Linked DNA regions of Homo sapiens: region 2 is linked to region 1. Evidence: chromatin contacts called from ENCODE Hi-C or POLR2A ChIA-PET data. All regions are on one chromosome and are shown on one strand. The core of a region is the stretch at or near the end of the contact, and the rest is flanking DNA. Distances in the headings are between cores, read along the strand shown.

What was found. Hi-C counts contacts between places; a loop is a spot of excess contacts on that map. ChIA-PET counts read pairs that join two places held with the same protein, here RNA polymerase II (POLR2A). Pooled maps may share reads with other maps.
Region 2: a loop to region 1 is called in a pooled map, with 3 times the contacts of the local background. The contact joins two enhancer-like sites. A Hi-C loop is called at or near these places in 3 of 50 pooled maps. POLR2A ChIA-PET finds 5 or more read pairs at or near these places in 3 of 52 experiments (activated T-cell, activated naive CD4-positive, alpha-beta T cell and endothelial cell of umbilical vein).

The regions. Positions count from the first base shown.
Region 1 is chr1:234,861,077-234,865,225 of GRCh38, forward strand. All of the region lies in intron 2 of LOC107985365 (a long non-coding RNA gene), which reads right to left. Among named protein-coding and RNA genes, the nearest start is that of LINC02971, 94 kb to the right of the region's middle. Within about 2 kb of position 2,060, at least 28 of the 41 ENCODE cell types and tissues checked have a DNase peak (open chromatin) inside an H3K27ac peak, as active enhancers do; they include endothelial cell of umbilical vein, where a contact is called at or near this core.
Region 2 is chr1:235,046,082-235,050,230 of GRCh38, forward strand. No RefSeq gene overlaps it. Among named protein-coding and RNA genes, the nearest start is that of LINC01348, 22 kb to the right of the region's middle. RefSeq lists enhancers at 1,298-1,347, 2,061-2,355. Within about 2 kb of position 2,215, at least 29 of the 41 ENCODE cell types and tissues checked have a DNase peak (open chromatin) inside an H3K27ac peak, as active enhancers do; they include endothelial cell of umbilical vein, where a contact is called at or near this core.

The sequences.
Region 1 (4,149 bases), core at 810-3,309:
CAGGAGGCTGAGGCAGGAGGATCACCTGAGCCCTAGGAAGTCAAGGCTGCAGTAAGCCAAGACTGTGCTACTGCCCTCCAGCCTGGGTGACAGAGCAAGATCTTGTCTCAAAAAATAGAAAAAGGAAAAGGAAAAGAAAAGAAAAGAAGCCATAGAAGAACTAGAAGAAAATATCGGCAAATTCCTTTAGAACTTTGGAGAATAGAAGGCCTTTCTTTTATCCAGAATTCATACAAAAAAAAGATTACTATATTATACCACCTAATTTTTAAAAAACTTAGACATCCACAAAACATAAGCAAAATTAAAAGACAAACAATAATGTGGAGTGACTCATATCCCAGAGAGCCAATCTTTCCTTAACACACAAATAGCTACTAGGCATGGTTAAGGAAAAAGACCAAAGTGAACAAGACAGTTTTTCTTTAGATGGGCAAAGGAGATGAAGAGGAAGCTCATAGAAAAGGAGATGCAAATGGGTCTTGAAAGAATGGAATTAAAGTGAGTGCTCCATCTCACTTTAATAAGAGAATCACAAATTGAAACTACAATGAAATGCCTGCATGGCAAGGCTATGGAGAAAGAGAGACTCTCATTCTTTACTAGTGGCAGTGCATAGTGTACACTCTGTTGAAGACGTCTGAAAACCCTTACCAAAATTATAAATATGTTTACCCTTTATCTCAATAATGCCACTTGCCTTAATTTATTCTACCAGTATACCTACATGTATAGGAAGCATCCTGGGTAGCATGGTTCGTAGTAGCAAAAGATTGGAAGCAAATCAAATGTCTGTAATAGAAACCAGTTAGATAAATTTACGATGTGTCCATAACTAGGAAACTATTAAGCTGTAAAAAATGAATGAGGACGTTCTTTATGTACTGATTTGAAAGATGTCCAAGATATATACACAGGTAAGTGAAAAGAGCAAAGTCCAAACCAGTTTGCACAGAATGCTAACTTCTGTCAGCCTTGCCACATGGGTATTTTATTATAGTTTTAATTTGCATGTCTCTGAACCTAAGTGAGATTGAGTATTTTTTCATTCTCTCAAAGGCCGCTGCAGTTCCTTTCTGTGAAAGGGGGAAAGAAAAAGAAAAAATATATATGTACAAAGTTATACACACACATTTGTTTGTATATCATAAAGACACCCAAGAAATTAATATAAGTGGTTACTTGGGTTGGGGTTAATGGGAGCAAGGGTAGAAGTCATGGTTTTTATAGTTTTGATTTGTGAACCAAGAAAATGAATTATCTGTTCAAAAAGTAAACGTGAACGAAACAAGTCTTTCCCTACCAGTTCCTCAGGCTCTTGCTAAACCTATCATTTTCACATTTGCCAAATATTTCTCCCAGATCCAAATGTGACCCCGGAGGGATGGGGCAGGGTCAAGAATGAAGGGGCAGCCAGGGATGGCCCATGAGACCCACAGGGATCTCTCACGTGGATGGATGTCCTGCATGTTTTTAAAAGATGAGGTCAACAGGTGGGCAGCTGTTTTTCAAGAGGGGCCACTACCTGCTTTGGAACCAAACTGGCCACTGAGTCAGGACCTCTAGGCAAACCAAATTCATTAATAAGACAGTAGGCTCATGAGACCAGAGGGGAAAGAGAAGCCTTCCAAGCCCAGAACATTCCCCCTCCAGCCCTCAGTGCTACAGATGGGTCCAGCCTGATCTGACCTCCCTGTCGTATTTTGAGCTTTTCCCAGGATTCCAAATGGACAACTGCTCTATTGTTTCATTCCTTTATCTGCATTGGGAGGGCAGCCCTCCCCCTCGGGCTTTAAACGTTTTTCCAGCCTCAGGGGTCTCTGGCCACAGCTTTGCTTTACCTTCCTCTGCGGAAAAGCAAAAGCTGGCCAAGGCGCTACAAGATGAGACAGGCACATCTGCCACACATGGAAAGAAGAAAGCAAACTGGAGTTTCCAAAGCCGCCGGTCCCCGCAGGCCTGAGCGCTTGCAGCTTCTGCCTTTGATTCCTCTGATTTTATGAGCTCAGAGCACAACATGTTGGAAGTGAGCAGAGCAGCTGCCCAGGAAAGAATGCACCGGTTCCACGGTTGAGGACTCCAAGGGAAAGCACTGAGCGGCGTGGGGCACAGGCAGGGAGAGAGACGCCAATCCTCCACAAAACATCCGGTTCCCACCAGCCTGGGCTCTAGCCAAGTGAACTAGCTGAGTCGGTCTGGGGAGGTTCCAGTTCCTGGCCTTTTGTCATCGACTGGGGACAATGCATTTGCTATGATTGATGGAGGCCACAGATTTCATCCCCAGCCCCAGCCTGGGCTGCAGGATCCAAGTGAGCACTGGCCTACTGGGGGCTCAAGGCCACAACACTGACCACCAGGGAGGGCTCTGGGAGACAAGAGGCTGGAGGCTGGACTCTACTCCCCTGGGCATCATGCAGAGCCCTTGCCCTCTGTGCCCTGTCCCCTTCCAACCCCTCTGCCCAAGAGAAAGCTCAGAGTCCTTCCACATCCAGAAACACAGGACTGGTTTCTACAAGTCCATTTTTTTCCCCCATAATTAAGGACTGCAGAAGGAAAGATGATTCGGATCTGGCTCGCAAGCTCAATGACTGAGAAAAGGACGCCAGGTTCCCTGGTACTAGTGACTCATACGCTTTTCAGGAGCGTCAAGACACTGTGATACATTTCTCCTGCTCTCCACAAAACTGCTCAAGGGATGAGGGACTCCCATCAGCCAAGGCAAATATACCATTGCTGTCTAAAGTAGCCAGATCACACACACAGAGAGGTCCTGGAAATGCCATTGAGAATAGGACCTTCCTTCACCCAGCCCATTTGGCAGTCCATGGCAGGGAAGCAGCAGAATTGCAGCCTCCGCAGGACTTTTAGGAGCCTGATCCACAGACTAGAGAAATGTACCTCTCCAGGAAAAAAACAGTATAGTCCTCTCATCTCCTGAGACTCCCATCCCAGCCACCTGGCTGGGAATAAACAACTCCTGTGACAAGCAACTCATTGCCTCTCTGAGACCTGGGTGTGCCACTGAGATCCATGACATCCTTCTCCAGGCAGAGCTGACGTGTGTCTCTCTGTAAGTCCCTCCCACTCACTTCATACCTTGGACCCCTAGATGGATCCCTGTGGCAAGAAAAGACCCACTGGTGACTTGCAGAAGTGGGATGTGCTGTGAGCCTCCCCTGCCAAATGCTGCACTTGCTTGCATGAGTTGGAAGTCCCCATCAATCTCTTCATCCACGCCCATTCTTCCACTCCAGTGTTCCTATTTCTTTCTGAAAGTGTGAGCTCCAGAAAACAGTGCAGGCTGGGCAAGGGGCTCACACCTGTAATCCCAGCACTTTAGGAGGCCAAAGCAGCAGGATCAGTTGAGGCCAGGAGTTCAAGACCAGCCTGGGCAACACGATGGGACCCCATCTCTAAATAAATGATTAGCTGGGCATAGCGGCACATTCCTGTAATCCAAGCTACTTAGGAGGCTGAGTCAGGAGGATCACCCCCTCAGGAGTTTGGGGCTGTAGTAAACCATGATCATGCCACTGCTCTCCAGCCTGGGCAACAAAGCAAGATCCTATCTCTATAAAAATAAATAAGCCAGGCATGGTGGCTCACGTCTGTAATCCCAGCACTTTGGGAGGCCCAGGAGGGCGGATCACCTGAGGTCAGAAGTTCGAGACCAGCCCGACCAACATGGTGAAACCCCAACTCTACTAAAAATACAAAATTAGCCGGGCGTGGTGGCACATGCCTGTAGTCCCAGCTACTCGGGAGGCTAAGGCAGGAGAATCACTTGAACCCAGGAGGTGGAGGTTGCAGTGAGCCGAGATCGCACCATTGCATTCCACCCTGGGCAACAAGAGTGAAACTCGTTTCAAAAATAAAATAAAATAAAAAGAAAGAAACAAACAAACAAACACACACACACACACACACACACACACACACAGCACAACCTCTGCCCCACGTCTCTCTGAGCAGCGTGATGGAGGATGCAAGACCAAGTCCCCCTCAGTCACCAAACAATTCAGTGCCTGCTCCATGCCAGGCTCACTATACCCTCCTAACAGTCTTTCTAGCATGGTGGGACTCTGCTGTTTCTGATGGACAAAATATATCAGCCCCATCTTCTCTGGTTTGAAACCCTGGAACTCATGG
Region 2 (4,149 bases), core at 965-3,464, 190 kb after region 1:
CCAGACGGTGGGTGTCAGGCTGCAGGAGGCTGATGAAAGCCCCAACCGTGTCAGGCCTAACCCCTGGAGCCTATAAATGTGGCCTTATTTGGAAAGAGGGTCTTTGCCAATGTGATTAAATGAAGGATCTCTGGATGGGGAGATTATCCGGGATTAGCCCTAAATGAGATTACATGAACCCTAAATGCAGTTAGCCATTTCCCTACAAGAGAGGGGTAAAGGGAGGTTTGCCCAATGCAGAGGAGACGGTGATGTGACGCAGAGGTGGGGACTGAGTGATGCGGCCACAGGCCAAAGGTTGTCGGCAGACACCACGAGCCGGAATCAGCAAGCTGGGGATTCTCTCGACAGCCGCGGAAGGAGCAGGGCTGTGCCCACACCTTGATTTCAGCCCCCTGATCGTGGTTTTAGACTTCCGTCCTCCAGGACTGTGAAAGAATAAATTTCTGTGTTAAGCATCGTAATTTGTCGTAATTTGTTAGAGAACCACAGGGAACTAATGTACAGGATGACTACTGCCTGCTTTTTAAATTATTTTATTTATTTATTTATTTATTTATGAGACAGAGTTTCACTCTTGTTGCCCATGCTGGAGTGCAATGGCACAATCTCGGCTCACTGCAACCTCTGCCTCCTGGGTTCAGGCAATTCTCCTGCCTCAGCCTCCTGGGTTCGAGCAATTCTCCTGCCTCAGCCTCCCAAGTAGTTGGGATTACAGGCATGTGCCACCACACCCAGCTAATATTGTATTTTAGTAGAGATGGAGTTTCACCATGTTGATCACGCTGGTCTCGAAATCCTGACCTTAGGTGATCCACAAGCCTCAGCCTCCCAAAGTGCTGGGATTTTGGGCATGAGCCACCACACCTGGTCCTGCCTGGTTTTTTTAAATAAATTTTTGTGTGTGTGGACTGGGCACAGTGGCTCAAGGCTGTAATCTCAGCACTTTGGGAGGCAGAGGCAGGCTGATCACTTGAGGTCAGGAGTTCAAGACCAGCCTGGCCAACATGGCAAAACCCCATCTCCACTAAAAGTACAAAAATTAGCTGGGCATGGTGGCGTATGCCTGTAATCCCAGCTACTCAGGAGGCTGAGGTAAGAGGATTGCTTGAACCCAGGAGGTGGAGGTTGCAGTGAGCTGAGATCGCACCGCTGTACTCCAGCCTGGGCAACAGAGTGAGACTCCGTCTCAAAAATAATAATATTTATTTTTGTAATGACATGGGGTCTCACTATGTTGCTGATCTTGAACTCTCGGCCTCAAGTGATCCTCCCTCCTCAGCTTCCCGAAGTGCTGGGTTTACAGGAGTGAGCCACCATGTCTGGCCCTGCCTGCTTTGATGCCAGAACCAGGAGCATGCAGTGGGTTGGGGTTGGCCTCCCTCCCAGAGCTTGCGGGGGCAAGCCACACAAGAGGGTCAGAACCAGCTGAAGCCACACAGAGAGGTAACCAGCATGAGGTCTGCTAGGGGCCTGACCTATAAGACCACCTGGAGGGGCAGAAACCCTAGCAGCAAAAAGCTCGAGGTAAACCCAAGGGACCAAAGCAAAGAGTCTCAAATGATCACCAATAAGAGACTCCAGGAAGTGCAGACCCACATGGGAGCCCCGGCAGGAGAGAGGGCAGCTTTCAACCACAGCCAGACCCAAAGGATGCACAGCAAGCTGCCCATGCACCTACTCGGGTGAGAGCTGTCCTGGGCCCTAAAACCCCTCACCCAGCTCCAACCTTGGGAGAAGGGGCACAAGGAGCCACAGGAAAGGACAGAAGCCAGCCTCATCCCTTTCCCATGCAGACTTCCAGCCCTAAGCAGCCTCAGCTGGAGCAAGAAGAATGGTTTGAAGTTTTGACTAATATCTTGGCCTGGACATTGAAATTCCAAATGGAGACTGGTTTTTTTTGTTTGTTTTGTTTTGTTTTGTTTTGTTTCCATTTAAAGCAACCATCAGACAGACTATTTCCTAAGAGGAGCAGAAAAGTCCAAGCCTGCCAGGGTCTGGGAACATGAATCCGGCTGAATAAACTTCAGAGGGGCAGCACAGGACAAAAGCTAAAGTCGCCTTCCAATTGCATTGCAAGCTGTGCTCGTTCCACACACCGGTTGCACACAGGCTGGTGAAAACATCTTCAGTGGAACTGAGAGGAGCCAAGTTCCCGTGAAAGGAAAACATGCAAATCTGTTTTCAGTATCACTTTTAAGCTTCCTGAGTGGAGTCTTTGGCCTGGAATGACTCGCATTGACGTCAGCCCGAGGCAGCCATATCGCAGCAGCTGCCATCCCTTCCTCACCCGCGGCCTCCGGGGCAGAAGACACACTGGTTTTGTTTCATGGGAGATTAAAAACAGTTGCTGCTGTATCCATAATTCACAACCCCTGTGATCACCGGGGCCAGGAATACTGAGCAAAAAGCACAAGGCGTCCACATTAAAACCAAGGGCAGCCGGGCGCAGTGGCTCACCCCTGTAATCCCAGCACTTTGGGAGGCCAAGGCGGGCGGATCGCCTGAAGTCAGGAGTTCAAGACTGGCCTGGTCAACATGACGAAAACCCTGCCTCTACTAAAAATACAAAAAAATTAGCTGGGCGTGGTGGCTCATGTCTTTAGTCCCAGCTACTTGGGAGGCTGAAACACAAGAATCGCTTGAACCCAGGAAGCGGAGGTTGCAGTGAGCCGACATCATGCCATTGCACTCTGGCTTAGGTGACAGAGTGAGACTCTGTCTCCAAAAAAAAAAAAAAAAAAAAAAAAACACCAGGCCTGGTGCGGTGGCTCATGCCTGTAATCCCAGCATTTTGGGAGGCCGAGGCAGGCAGATCACCTGAGATCAGGAGTTCAAGACCAGCTTGGCCAACATGGCAAAACCTATCTCTACTAAAAGTACAAAAATTAGCTGGGCGTGGTGGTGGTGGGTGCCTATAATTCCAGCTACTCAGGAGGCTGAGGCAGGAGAATCGCTTGAACCCAGGAGGCGGAGGTTGCAGTGAGCCAAGATCGCGCCACTACACTCCAGCCTGGGCGACAAGAGCGAGACTCTGTCTGAAAAAAAAAAAAAAACAAGGGGAGACCCATAAAAAAGATGCCAGAGATGGGGATCATGGTCAGCTGGGACCCCGCCCAGGGCACTACACGCTTGCTGGTTCTCCTGAGCCTCAAGGCGATGGGATCTACACCACACATCTGAGGCTCTGATAAACTGCTGGAAACATGGGCTTATGCATGATGCTGCTTTGTTTTACGGCACTCTGTGAGGGAGACAGGGCAGGTACCCCACAGCCCGGAATGGACTCCTCTTGCCTCTGGTCTCCTACCAGAGCAGCAGTCCCCCAGGAGGAGAAAACAAGCTCCTTCCCAGGGCTGCACTGGGGCTGGTGGCAATGGTGGCAGTGTCGATGGTCATGTGGCCTGCCTTGCACTGGTGGCCAGGACCCTGACTCTACTTTGAATCTTCTGGTTCCTTCCAGCATCCAGGACAAGGCCCTGGCAGTAAAGCCCAGCTCCACACGGCTCCTGCAGCATGGAGCTGGTTCTCCTCCAAAAGTCCTGAGAGATGTATCATTTATCAAGCTGGTAGATAATTCTGCCCCTTTCTGTAGTGCCTCTCAGACATATCCCATAGGTAATTGTTGCTTGAAGCCTCTATTAAAATGTGAGGCGACAGAAGCCAGTAGACTGTGTATCCCTTTCCTTCGTTTACTCTCAGGTTAAAATGGTCTTTCTGACTAAGCCAGTGATTGGGGCATAAGGGAAGGAATGTGAGTGTGGGGAAAGGGAGGTGGGGGAGAGGGCTGGTGTGCACTGCTGCACTCCCTGTGGTTTTGAGATCCTTCAAATAGAAGCTGTGAATATGTGGCTGGGTGCAGCGGCTCATGCCTGTAATCCCAGCGCTTTGGGAGGCCGAGGCGGGCGGATCACTTGAGGTCAGCAGTTCAAGACCAGACTGGCCAACATGGTGAAACCCTGTCTCTACTAAAAGTACAAAAATTAGGTGTGGTGGCGGGTGCTTGTGATCCCAGCTACTCGGGAGGCCGAGGCAGGAGATTTGCTTAAACCCAGGAGACGGTGTTGCAGTCAGCCGAGATCACACCACTGCATTCCAGCCTGGGCAACAGAGCGAGAGACTTTGTCTCAAAAAAAAAAAAAAAAAAAG